Linked DNA regions of Homo sapiens: regions 2 and 3 are each linked to region 1. Evidence: chromatin contacts called from ENCODE Hi-C or POLR2A ChIA-PET data. All regions are on one chromosome and are shown on one strand. The core of a region is the stretch at or near the end of the contact, and the rest is flanking DNA. Distances in the headings are between cores, read along the strand shown.

Evidence for each region. Hi-C counts contacts between places; a loop is a spot of excess contacts on that map. ChIA-PET counts read pairs that join two places held with the same protein, here RNA polymerase II (POLR2A). Pooled maps may share reads with other maps.
Region 2: POLR2A ChIA-PET joins it to region 1 with 14 read pairs in PC-3. The contact joins two enhancer-like sites. A Hi-C loop is called at or near these places in 1 of 168 maps with a recorded cell type or tissue (sigmoid colon) and 5 of 50 pooled maps. POLR2A ChIA-PET finds 5 or more read pairs at or near these places in 2 of 52 experiments (PC-3 and endothelial cell of umbilical vein).
Region 3: a map of HCT116 shows a loop between it and region 1 (6-fold over the local background). The contact joins two enhancer-like sites. A Hi-C loop is called at or near these places in 1 of 168 maps with a recorded cell type or tissue (HCT116) and 2 of 50 pooled maps. POLR2A ChIA-PET finds 5 or more read pairs at or near these places in 4 of 52 experiments (WTC11, activated CD8-positive, alpha-beta memory T cell and activated naive CD4-positive, alpha-beta T cell).

Annotation. Positions count from the first base shown.
Region 1 is chr22:35,478,587-35,481,795 of GRCh38, reverse strand. No RefSeq gene overlaps it. Among named protein-coding and RNA genes, the nearest start is that of RASD2, 61 kb to the left of the region's middle. RefSeq lists a silencer at 2,694-2,871. Within about 2 kb of position 1,500, at least 10 of the 41 ENCODE cell types and tissues checked have a DNase peak (open chromatin) inside an H3K27ac peak, as active enhancers do; they include sigmoid colon, where a contact is called at or near this core.
Region 2 is chr22:35,626,226-35,629,434 of GRCh38, reverse strand. LOC284912 (a long non-coding RNA gene) reads left to right here. Exons shown (of 4, transcript XR_001755514.1): 4 at 1,776-1,859. Among named protein-coding and RNA genes, the nearest start is that of MB, 11 kb to the right of the region's middle. Within about 2 kb of position 1,659, at least 36 of the 41 ENCODE cell types and tissues checked have a DNase peak (open chromatin) inside an H3K27ac peak, as active enhancers do; they include sigmoid colon, where a contact is called at or near this core.
Region 3 is chr22:35,349,328-35,352,536 of GRCh38, reverse strand. No RefSeq gene overlaps it. Among named protein-coding and RNA genes, the nearest start is that of MIR6069, 14 kb to the right of the region's middle. RefSeq lists enhancers at 1-59, 1,370-1,489, 1,056-1,564, 2,155-2,687, 2,688-3,209 and 1 more and a silencer at 1,590-1,709. Within about 2 kb of position 1,621, at least 26 of the 41 ENCODE cell types and tissues checked have a DNase peak (open chromatin) inside an H3K27ac peak, as active enhancers do.

The sequences.
Region 1 (3,209 bases), core at 251-2,750:
CTCCAGCCTGGGCGACAGAGCAAGGCTCTGACTTAAATAAATAAATTAAATTAAATAAATGAGGGGGTGCTGAAATAGAGAATGACTCCTTTAGGTAGAGCAACCCCAAGCTTCCAAAGCCAGGTAAGCCATTTTCTCCTTCATACAGTCATTCAATAAATGTTTGCTGACTAACAAGAGATATTTATAGAAGACCTATATGGCCCCTGCTCGGTTTTAGGTGATAATCTAGTGGGAGAGAGACAAAATACGGTAGGAAGCCCTCTCTGAGGAGGTAACATTTAAGCAGGCACCTGAATGAGTGCAAAGTGCAGGGCGGGGCGATGTCCAGGAAGTAGGAATGAGTTGGGCCAAGCCCCAAGGGTGGACATGGCTTAGTGTGTTCGAGGAACTGGAAGAAACCCGTGTGGCGGGACAGTGGACAGCAGGGAGGAGACGATAACATTAGAGGAGGTGGAGAGAAAGCAGAGCCAGATGGCACAGCAGGACAGAGTATGGAATCTATTTTAGGGCAACGCCACCAGGAAGTGGCACGGTCTGATTTCTGTTTTAAGAAAATCCCTCCGCCTCCCACGTGGGAAACAGGCTTCCTGAATCCTTCCCGGTCTCTCCTGCCTCCCTCTGCCCTCACCTCTGTTTTAAGCCTCTGCATTTTTGCTCTCACCCCCTCCAGACCACAGTCTCCTCCCAGGATGAGATCGGGTGTAACTCGTCTCCAGCTCAGCACCCTCACTGTGGCCAGTGGGCCCCTCTTCTCCCCACGGCAGTCGACATCCGGGAAGAACTTCCAGGCACTGGGCTGGGTACCGAGGGTAATAAACTGACAATTCCATTTATGGACAGTGGCCTCATGCACCTCACAGGCCTCACACAGCAGGCAGGGGTGGGCCAGGGCCACCAGGAACCAGCCCCAGGCCTGGGGTTGCTCAAAGTTTCATAACTGTGCCCGTGTCCAAAAACAGAAGAGCCAGGCAATTCTGTCCTCCCATTAATGTCACCAAGCTGGACTTCTTCCTACCCCAGCTGCCCCCTGGCTCCCCCACCTCCTTCTTTGACGCAGTCAGGCTGTCCAGGGACAGAAGAAGAAGGACAGAAAAAGAACTCATTCCTTATCTTGGAAAGCAACGTTGAAACACCCTCACATCTCTACCAGCCCTCAGGCTTTGCGGGGAGCAGGAACTCCACCACCTCCCATAAGCTCTCTGTCCTGGGTGGCAGCTGGCAGCCTCTGCCATCAGAGCATGGCTTGTGTCATGGCTCCAGGATGTTCCAGGTGAATCAGCTCTTGGGGTCCCAAGAGAAAGAGAGATTTGGCTCAAAGTGTCTTGGTCTCTTCCCTGTGCAGCCTAGTCACATCCTTCCTCCCGACATTTATTACTCCAGACTGTGTTTCAGACACCAAGCCATAGCTTCCTGGAACACCGAGAGCCCTTGGAGATCAACTGGGGCCTGGCCAACACCCAAGGGATCCGAGCCATACCCCAGCCAGTCACGGTGGCTGAGCACAGCCACAGTTCTCAGTCGGGGGGCGGGGGCAGTAGGCGCCACAGAGCTGCATCAGCACCTCGGAGAATCTGAATCACAGCCCCCACACCCCCACTCTGTGGTCAAGACCCTCCGGCAGGATCGCTGGGCAGCGTGTGGTGAAGAGCTCAAACTCCAAGCCAAACTGCCTGGACTGGAATCTCAGTCCCCCCACTCACTAGATACGGCATCTTAGGCACGGGCCTCAGTTTCCACATCTGTAAAATGGAGATAACCTTCCAGGGTTGGATAACCCTGACCTGTGATGTGCTTAGGACAGGGCCTGGCACATAGCAAATGCTCTAAAAGAGTTGACTGTGTTGCCAATTTGTAAAATTCTGTGAGATCCTGTCTCCTTTGCCATGCCGCTGCAAGGTTATACGCAGATAAAACTTAAGTTACAATTCCGGTTTTCTTCAAGATCTGAGACATGTTAATTGTCTTTGTTTCTCGCTCTGGTAACATCTTCCCGCCGCACATATTTCCCGCCTTAAAGAGTTTAAAAGGTGATCAAAAAATCTAACACTGGCTACCCGCTTGGGACTCCTTCCACGCTGTGGAAGCTTTATACTGTCACTCTGCTTAATAAAGCATACAGCTTTTTTTTCTCTAGGAAAAAAAAAAAAAAAGAGTTGGCTGTGTTGCTATTTGCCATTGAGGCTCCTCAAGTCAAGGAAAGGTAGTGGCTCGCCCAAGGCTGCCAAGTGAGCCTGTAGCAGATCCAAAGCTGGAACCCACGTCTCCTAACTTCCAGACCAGTGCTCAGCCGCTGAGCTCACCAAGGCTTTGGATGGTCACAGGGACTTTTCTTTGCTACCTTGGAGGAAACATTTTCAAGGCATTGCGCTGCCACCCATCACCATAAACAGAGACTCACACTAGGCCAGGCGCCGTGGCCCACGCCTGTAATCCCCATACTTTGGGAGGCCAAGGAAGGCAGATCACCTGAGGTCAGGAGTTCGAGACTAGCCTGGCCAACATGGCGAAACCCCGTCTCTACTAAAAAATACAAAAACTAGCCAGGGCGTGGTAGCATGCACCTGTAATCCCAGCTACTCAGGAGGCTGAGGCAGGAGAATTGCTTGAACCCGGGAGGCGGAGGTTGCAGTGAGCCGAGATCGCACCACTGCACTCCAGCCGGGGTGACAGAGCAAGACTCCGTCTCAAAAAAAAAAAAAAAAACAAACAAACAAAAACAGAGACGCACACTGTCTCCCTGGGGACACACAGAGATTGAATCACAGAGACACAGCGTAAGTGTACACACAGTCACAGAAACACTGACATACTGAGGATCACAGAAGCACATGTGCGCACACACGCTGCACCCCACGATCCAGACCTCACCATCTTCTCTGCTCTCTTTCCTTCCTCTCCCCCTCCTTTCCCTCCGAACACGCTTATTGTGGCTGTTTTCCCAAAGTCCCCAGCCTGTCATTTGAAGGAGAGATGATGTTGGCAGCTGCTGCTGCTGCCAGCTAAAAGCCAAAACTTCTTGTTTCCAGCCTCTGATCTTGGTGTCCCAGCTCACCTGGGGAGCCAGCGGAGGCTGTGGGGTGGAGGCCTTAGCTCTGAGCCGCAAGCCTCCAACTGCAGCTGCCTTTTTCTACCCTCATTCACCCCCAGGATGTCCCAACTCAAGGGCAGCTGGGGGCTCTCGCCAAGGCCGTCTAGAGTGGGAAAGC
Region 2 (3,209 bases), core at 410-2,909, 150 kb before region 1:
TTTTTTTTTTTTTTTGGGAGATGGAGTTTCACTCTTGTTGCCCAGGCTGGAGTACAGCGGCGTGACCTCGGCTCACTGCAACCTCCGCCTCCCGAGTTCAGGTGATTCTCCTGCCTCAGCCTCCCGAGTAGCTGGGATTACAGGCGCCCACCATGATGTCAGGCTTATTTTTGTATTTGTAGTAGAGACAGGATTTCACCATGTTGGCCAGGTTGGTCTCGAACTCCTGGCTTCCAGTGATCCACCCACCTCTGCCTCCCAAAGTGCTGAGATTTCAGGCGTGAGCCACCTTGCCCAGCCCACCCTCATTTCTTTCTCCAGCGGTTTGCCTGCTGGATGCAGAGGGATGGGGGTTTTGGAAGTCCTTGGGGAGGGAGCCTGAGTGCCTGAATCACTGGGTGCAGGAGAGCCCTCTTCTCAGCTTACATTGGACTGGGAGATAAATGAGAACGAAATCTTTTGAGCCATGGCTAAGGACACATCATGAGATTTGGGGGCTGTTTGTTACAGCAGCTAGTATGCTAACACACCAGTGTAGGCAGCCATATTTGTATTTCTGCCCTCACCCAAGCCTGGTACATAAGAAGCCCTTAGTAGTCCTCCTCATCTCCCATGAGGCTTTCTTCTCATCCACCCTTCAAATGCAGGCCTGACCCTGTCGTCCCCTCTAGGAAGTTTTCTTCCCCACCTCCTCTTCTTCTTCCCAATTCTGAAATGCTGCTGACCCCCGCAAGGGTCCTTCTCTTCCTCCCTCACATCCTCCCCAGGTGACGTCTGCTGCCTCCTCTACGCTGGCACTTCCTATAGCTTAGACTGTAACCCTCAGCCCGATGGGGTAAACTGAGGCTTCTCCAAATTGCCAGATAAATTCAGGATGTTTTGTGATGCAACTCTGGAAGGGGAACCCAATCCTGTGTTAGCAGAATAAGGATGGGGCATTGATTCCCAAGAAATGAGTCCAACTCACGCTAATGGGAAGAATAGCAATATCTCCTGAGGACCAAATGGGCTTTTTTTTTTCTTTTTTCTTTCTTTTTTTTTTTTTTTTTTTTTTTTTTGAGACAGAGTCTTGCTTTCTTGCCCAGGCTGGAGTGCAGTGGTGTGATCTTGGCTCACTGCAACCTCCGCCTTCCAGGTTCAAGCAATTCTCCTGCCTCAGCCTCCCAAGTAGCTGAGACTACAGGCACCCGCCACCACACCCGGCTAATTTTTTTTTTTTTTTTTTTTGTATTTTTAGTAGAGATGGGTTTTCACTGTGTTAGCCAGGATGGTTTCAATCTCCTGACCTCGTGATCCACCCGCCTCGGCCTCCCAAAGTGCTGGGATTACAGGCATGAACCACAAATGGGCTTTTAAGGAAGAAATGGCTCTGCTGTGGGTTGTGTTTGATTTGAGAGAGACCAGAGAAAACCTAATTGCAGCCCAGGGTGACCGTGGTTTCATTTTCCCTCTCTGCTTCTCCTGCCCCCTCCCTGGGGGGCCCTCCCTGGAGCAGAGCTGACTCTGACGCCTCCTTCCTGGGGGAGCTGGGGTTTGATTGTTTTTCAAGGGAATGGTGGGAGGTGTTGGGACAGGGATGGGCGGTGCCTGGGGAGAGAGAATGTGTGTGGCTGCAGAATGCTGGGGAGGGAACAAGGAAGGAGAGGACCTGGCCTGGAGACTGCCCAGACGGGCGCCTGAGCTCCCCAGCTTCCCCTAAGGAGTAAGGTCTCCTTTCCCATGTCCTGCCACCCAGAAGTAACCACACCCATGCCCTCTCTACGCCCCTTGTGCAGCCTTCAGGGTAGACCGAGGAGAGCACCTCCCCTTCCTGGTGAAGGGAGCCCGATACACGCTGGTGCCGGCTGGCCAAGAAGGAGGTGGACAAACCTGGCGACCGCTCCCTGGCACCACCTCACCAGAGGACAGCTCACACCTCCACAGGGGTCAGAAGAAAGGAGCTGCCCTGGGGATGGCTGTGTATCCCTACAACTGCCAGGCACATGCCCCTTGAACACCCGATGCTACGTGTCCCAAAGGAAACTGGTCTCCACCCACCCCCGGCCCGTCCTCGTCCTGGGTACCCCACCTTAGTAAATGGCGCCACCATCTGCCCGGTCACTCAGCGAGAAACTCAACTCCTGGCAGCAGATGACGGGCACTCTGGTTAAATGACTCTCTCCAGCCTCCAAGTTCAACCTGCAGGGAAGCCCTGGAAATCCTGTCTCCCTCTGCCCTGCCTCTCCTTCAGCTCCGAACCCCACCCCACTCAGTACATGGCCCCCCAACAGGCTTTCAAATGTCTGCCTTCCCCAAACCAATCTGTGGTTTTAAAAGAAGTAAGGTCAGGTACAGTAGCTCATGCCTGTAATCCCAGCACTTTGGGAGGCCGAGGCAGGCGGATCACCTGAGGTCAGGAGTTTGAGACCAGTCTGGCCAACATGGCGAAACCCCGTCTCTACTAAAAATAAAAATAAAAAATTAGCCTGGGTGTGGCGGTATGTGTCTGTAGTCCCAGCTACTCCGGAGGCTGAGGTAGGAGAATTGCTTGAACCCGGGAGGCAGAGGTTGCAGTGAGCCAAGATCACACCACTGTACTCCAGCCTGGGTGACAGATTGAGACTCCGCCTCAAAAAAAAAAAATCAGGACAGTGGTTGTCTCTGGCAGGTGAGGGGGCCAGGATTGACTGGGGAGGGGCGTGCAGGAACTTTGGGTGATGACAATGTTCTCTAACTTAATACAGTTTGAGCTACACAAGTGAGTGTAGTTGTCAAATCTCAGCAAATGTATATTTAAGACATGTGCAATTAAATGTAAATTTTACATCTTACAGCAAAACAGAAAATGCAAAGAAATTTTGAACTCTTGTTCATGTCATGTATTGTGGAGTTTCTGCAGGGAATCAGATAGATGTCTGCAATTTAAAATGCCACAAAACAAGAAGAATGGATGGGTGCGTAGAGGGAGAGAGAAGCATGATTAAATTCATTTAGTAAAATGCCAGTGGTAGAGTTTAGGTGGTTTTCAGTGTGAGATTCTTCCCACTTTGCTGCATGTATGAAAATTTTTATAATAAAATGTTAGGGAGAAATGCCTCCTGGCTCCAGACGTGTCCCCTCCATTATGTTAATCACATCTGCAATTAGTGTGATGTTTCTAGGACAGCAAATCAGACCATGGCTCTCCCTTGCTCGGAAACCCTTCTGTGGCTCTCCCTGGGGACACGCCC
Region 3 (3,209 bases), core at 372-2,871, 130 kb after region 1:
CTCGCTCCTGGTCCCATGGCTAATCCTTGGATCTAAGGCTAGGCTGCCCTAGGATGAATCTAGCCACCCTCAAACTCCCACTAGGGCAGGGGGCAGGGGGCAGGGAGTGGAGGCGGGTGTTTCATGTGGCAGCCCCTCTGAAGACACTGTGGCCACCTGCGAAAGAGCAGTGTGTCTGGGAGAATGGACCCAGGGCCTAGAGGGCAGCAGAGGGCAATACAGGGCTGCTTCGTCCCTTTGAATTCATACGTTGAATCTCTAATCCCTAGTATATCAGAATGCGATTGTATTTGGAGGTAGGACCTTTAAAGAAGTGCCAGGCACTGTGGCTCACACCTGTAATCCCAGCACTTTGGGAGGCCGAGGCGGGTGAATCACACGAGGTTGGGAGTTCGAGACCAGCCTGGCCAACATGGAGAAAACCCGTCTCTACTAAAAATACAAAATTAGCCAGGTGTGATGGCGCATGCCTGTAATCTCAGCTACTCAGGAGGCTGAGGCAGGATAATTGCTTGAACTGGGAGGCGGAGGTTGCAGTAAGCCGAGATCGCGCCATTGCACTCCAGCCTGGGCAACAAGAGTGAAACTCTGTCTCAAAAAAAAAAAAAAAAAAAGTGATTAAGGTACAATAGGTACAATAGATCATTAGGTGGACTCTAATCCTTGATGAATGCTGTCCTTATAAAAATGGGACTTTTGAACATAGAGAGATGCAGAGGGGATATGATGTGAGGCCCCAGGGAGAAGATGACCATATACAGCCACGGAGGGGCCGGAAGGAACCAACTGAACAGATGGAGTCCACGTCCTTGATGTTGAACTTCAGCCTCTAGAACTGTGAGAAAGAAGATTTCTGTGTCTAGGGGCCTGTCTGTGGGGCAGGGTGGTGGCGGTCCACGCGGAGAGGGTGGGAGGCACTGGCAGGACGGGGCAGTGGTGGCAACAGAGATTGGTTTCTGCGGGGATGGGGGGAGAGAAGGAATGAAGGACGGCGGGAAGCAGGTTTCTCACTGCTGGAGAAGGGAATTAGACATAGGGGAAGGGCGGAAAAGAGAAGGAATCTGTGGTAGAGCTGGAGTTACTGGGCGAGCTCATGATTTGTCTACACGTGGAGACAGAAACGGCAATGCACACGGATCTGAGCGTGTCGGCTGAGAAGGCGCGGGAGCAGGGGGCCCCAGCAACGGCACACCGGGGCTCTGTAAAGAGAGGGAGGGGACCGGGCTCACTTTTGCCCACCCAAAGCTCCCGTAGCTGAGCTCCCAGCTTGTCTCACCAAATCCTCCCCACAACCCTGTGAATCGGGACGTTTAAGAAGATCTGAGGCTTCCAGAGATGAAATCCCTTGTGTAGTCCCACAGCAGAGCCCGGCGGTGAAGCCAGACCCTCGGACTCCAGCTCCCAGCCCCATCACCATTGTTACTCAGCCCCACCAGTCAGAGGGCGTGTGCGCGTGTGTGTGTGCACGCGCGCGCCTGTGAGCTCGCGCGGGGCAGGAGCGGGCAGGAGCCGGCAGCACCCGCCCCTTTCTCCCGGTGTCTGTACCCGGGAGGGGCTGATTTGGCCGCGGTGGACTCCACCCTAGTGCCCCGGCAAGCCCTGTACATGCAGTGCTACTGCCATCTCGTGGTCGCCTTGAAACACTGACCCTGAGCAGGGGCCGTAGACCGTGCTCAGGACTCAGAACTGGGCCTACCTCCAGCCACCTTGGAGCGGGCAAAGGCTTCCTAAAGCGCCTACCGAGAGCCCGCAGAGCCCAATCCAGGAACGCCAGGGGGACCCTGCCGTGTTGCCAGGATCAAGACAGCCCTGACCCTCTTAGGGTTAGCAGCCCAGACCAGGAGGAAAGACAGACACAGTCCTTTGGTTCTCTCCCAGTGGGGAGTAGGGACAGACGTTATTCTGGAGCTGGGAAGGCAATACCAGAGGCAGAGCAGGGGTCCCTAGAATTACTGAGGAGTCTGAGGGGCAGGGCTCTGAGCCAGGTGTCTGGAGCAGAGGCCATTCTGGAAGGGAGCAGGGAACCATCCGTGACAATAACAACATGTACAGAGCATTGTCTACATGGCAGGTGCTGAGTTACTTGTTGGCTCAGTCAACCCTAACAACCCTATGAGGCAACGAGTGTTATCTGCCCATTTTACCAGTGAGAAAACAGAAGCACAGAAAGGTTAAGTAATTTGCCTAAGGTCACACAGCCCAGAAGTGGCCGGTCTGGGAGGTGGGTACTGACACTAGGGCAGGAGGTGGAGGGGTCGGTGTCCAGGCCCAGGGTGGGATCGTGGTGGCCCAGGGGAGCCAGGAGGGAGAGGGCTTGGTGGAGGCTCTGCAAAAGGCTTCCTCAAAGGCAGGCCTGGGGCTGCCCCCCAGGCGCCCTTTCCCCTGCCCACCAGCCCCTCCCAGCTCCACTCAACCCCTCCCCTCCATGCCCCCGGCCCAGCGCCTTCCGATGTAGCTGGGCCCAGCGGGAGCGGCGGCACCTCGTTAATCCTGCCCTGTGGTGCCAGGTGGAGGCCCTGCTCCTACCCAAGGCTCCCACCAGACAGCTGGCCCTCATTTTCTTGGGGCCAAGACTTCCTGCAGCTGTAAAGTGATCCCGCCCAGGCCTGCAGCCTCAGACAGAGCCTGCTGCCAGGGAACCCAGCCTGACTGCACTGATGAATTCCCGCCAGCGCCCCCCCCCCCAGCCCCCATGCAGCCCCAGCAGCCTTCTCTCTGAAGGAGGCCTTCAGGCAGCCTGGAACTGTTCCAGCCAGCCAAGCCGAGACCTCTGCAGGGGCCACCTCCTGCCTGGCATTCAAGGCCCTTCATGGCCCAGCCCACCCCATCTTACCTCAGCAGCCTTAGGCCGTCCTCACAGAGAGCCTCCTGGCCCTGGGCGTCCCGTCCCATCTTCTTCTTTTCACAGCGTGAAACAATGATTGAGTTTATGTCTGTCTTTCTCGTCCCTTTCCCTCCCACGTGACCCCACAGGGCTGGCACCTGGCCGCTTCACTTCTGTCTGGCGGGCACCTAGCGCTATGCTGTGTGCAGCTGGCTCCCAGGGGATGCACCCACAGGGAGGAATGAACAACCTGGCAGTTTTCACCCTTAGCACCTGAGGCCCTCCCAGCCCTGGGGGCCTTCTGTGGAAGTTTCCTTGGGTTTCCCAGCTAACACAGGGGAGAGGAGGCCTTGGCTTTGATCCTTGTAAAATCACAACTCCCCTC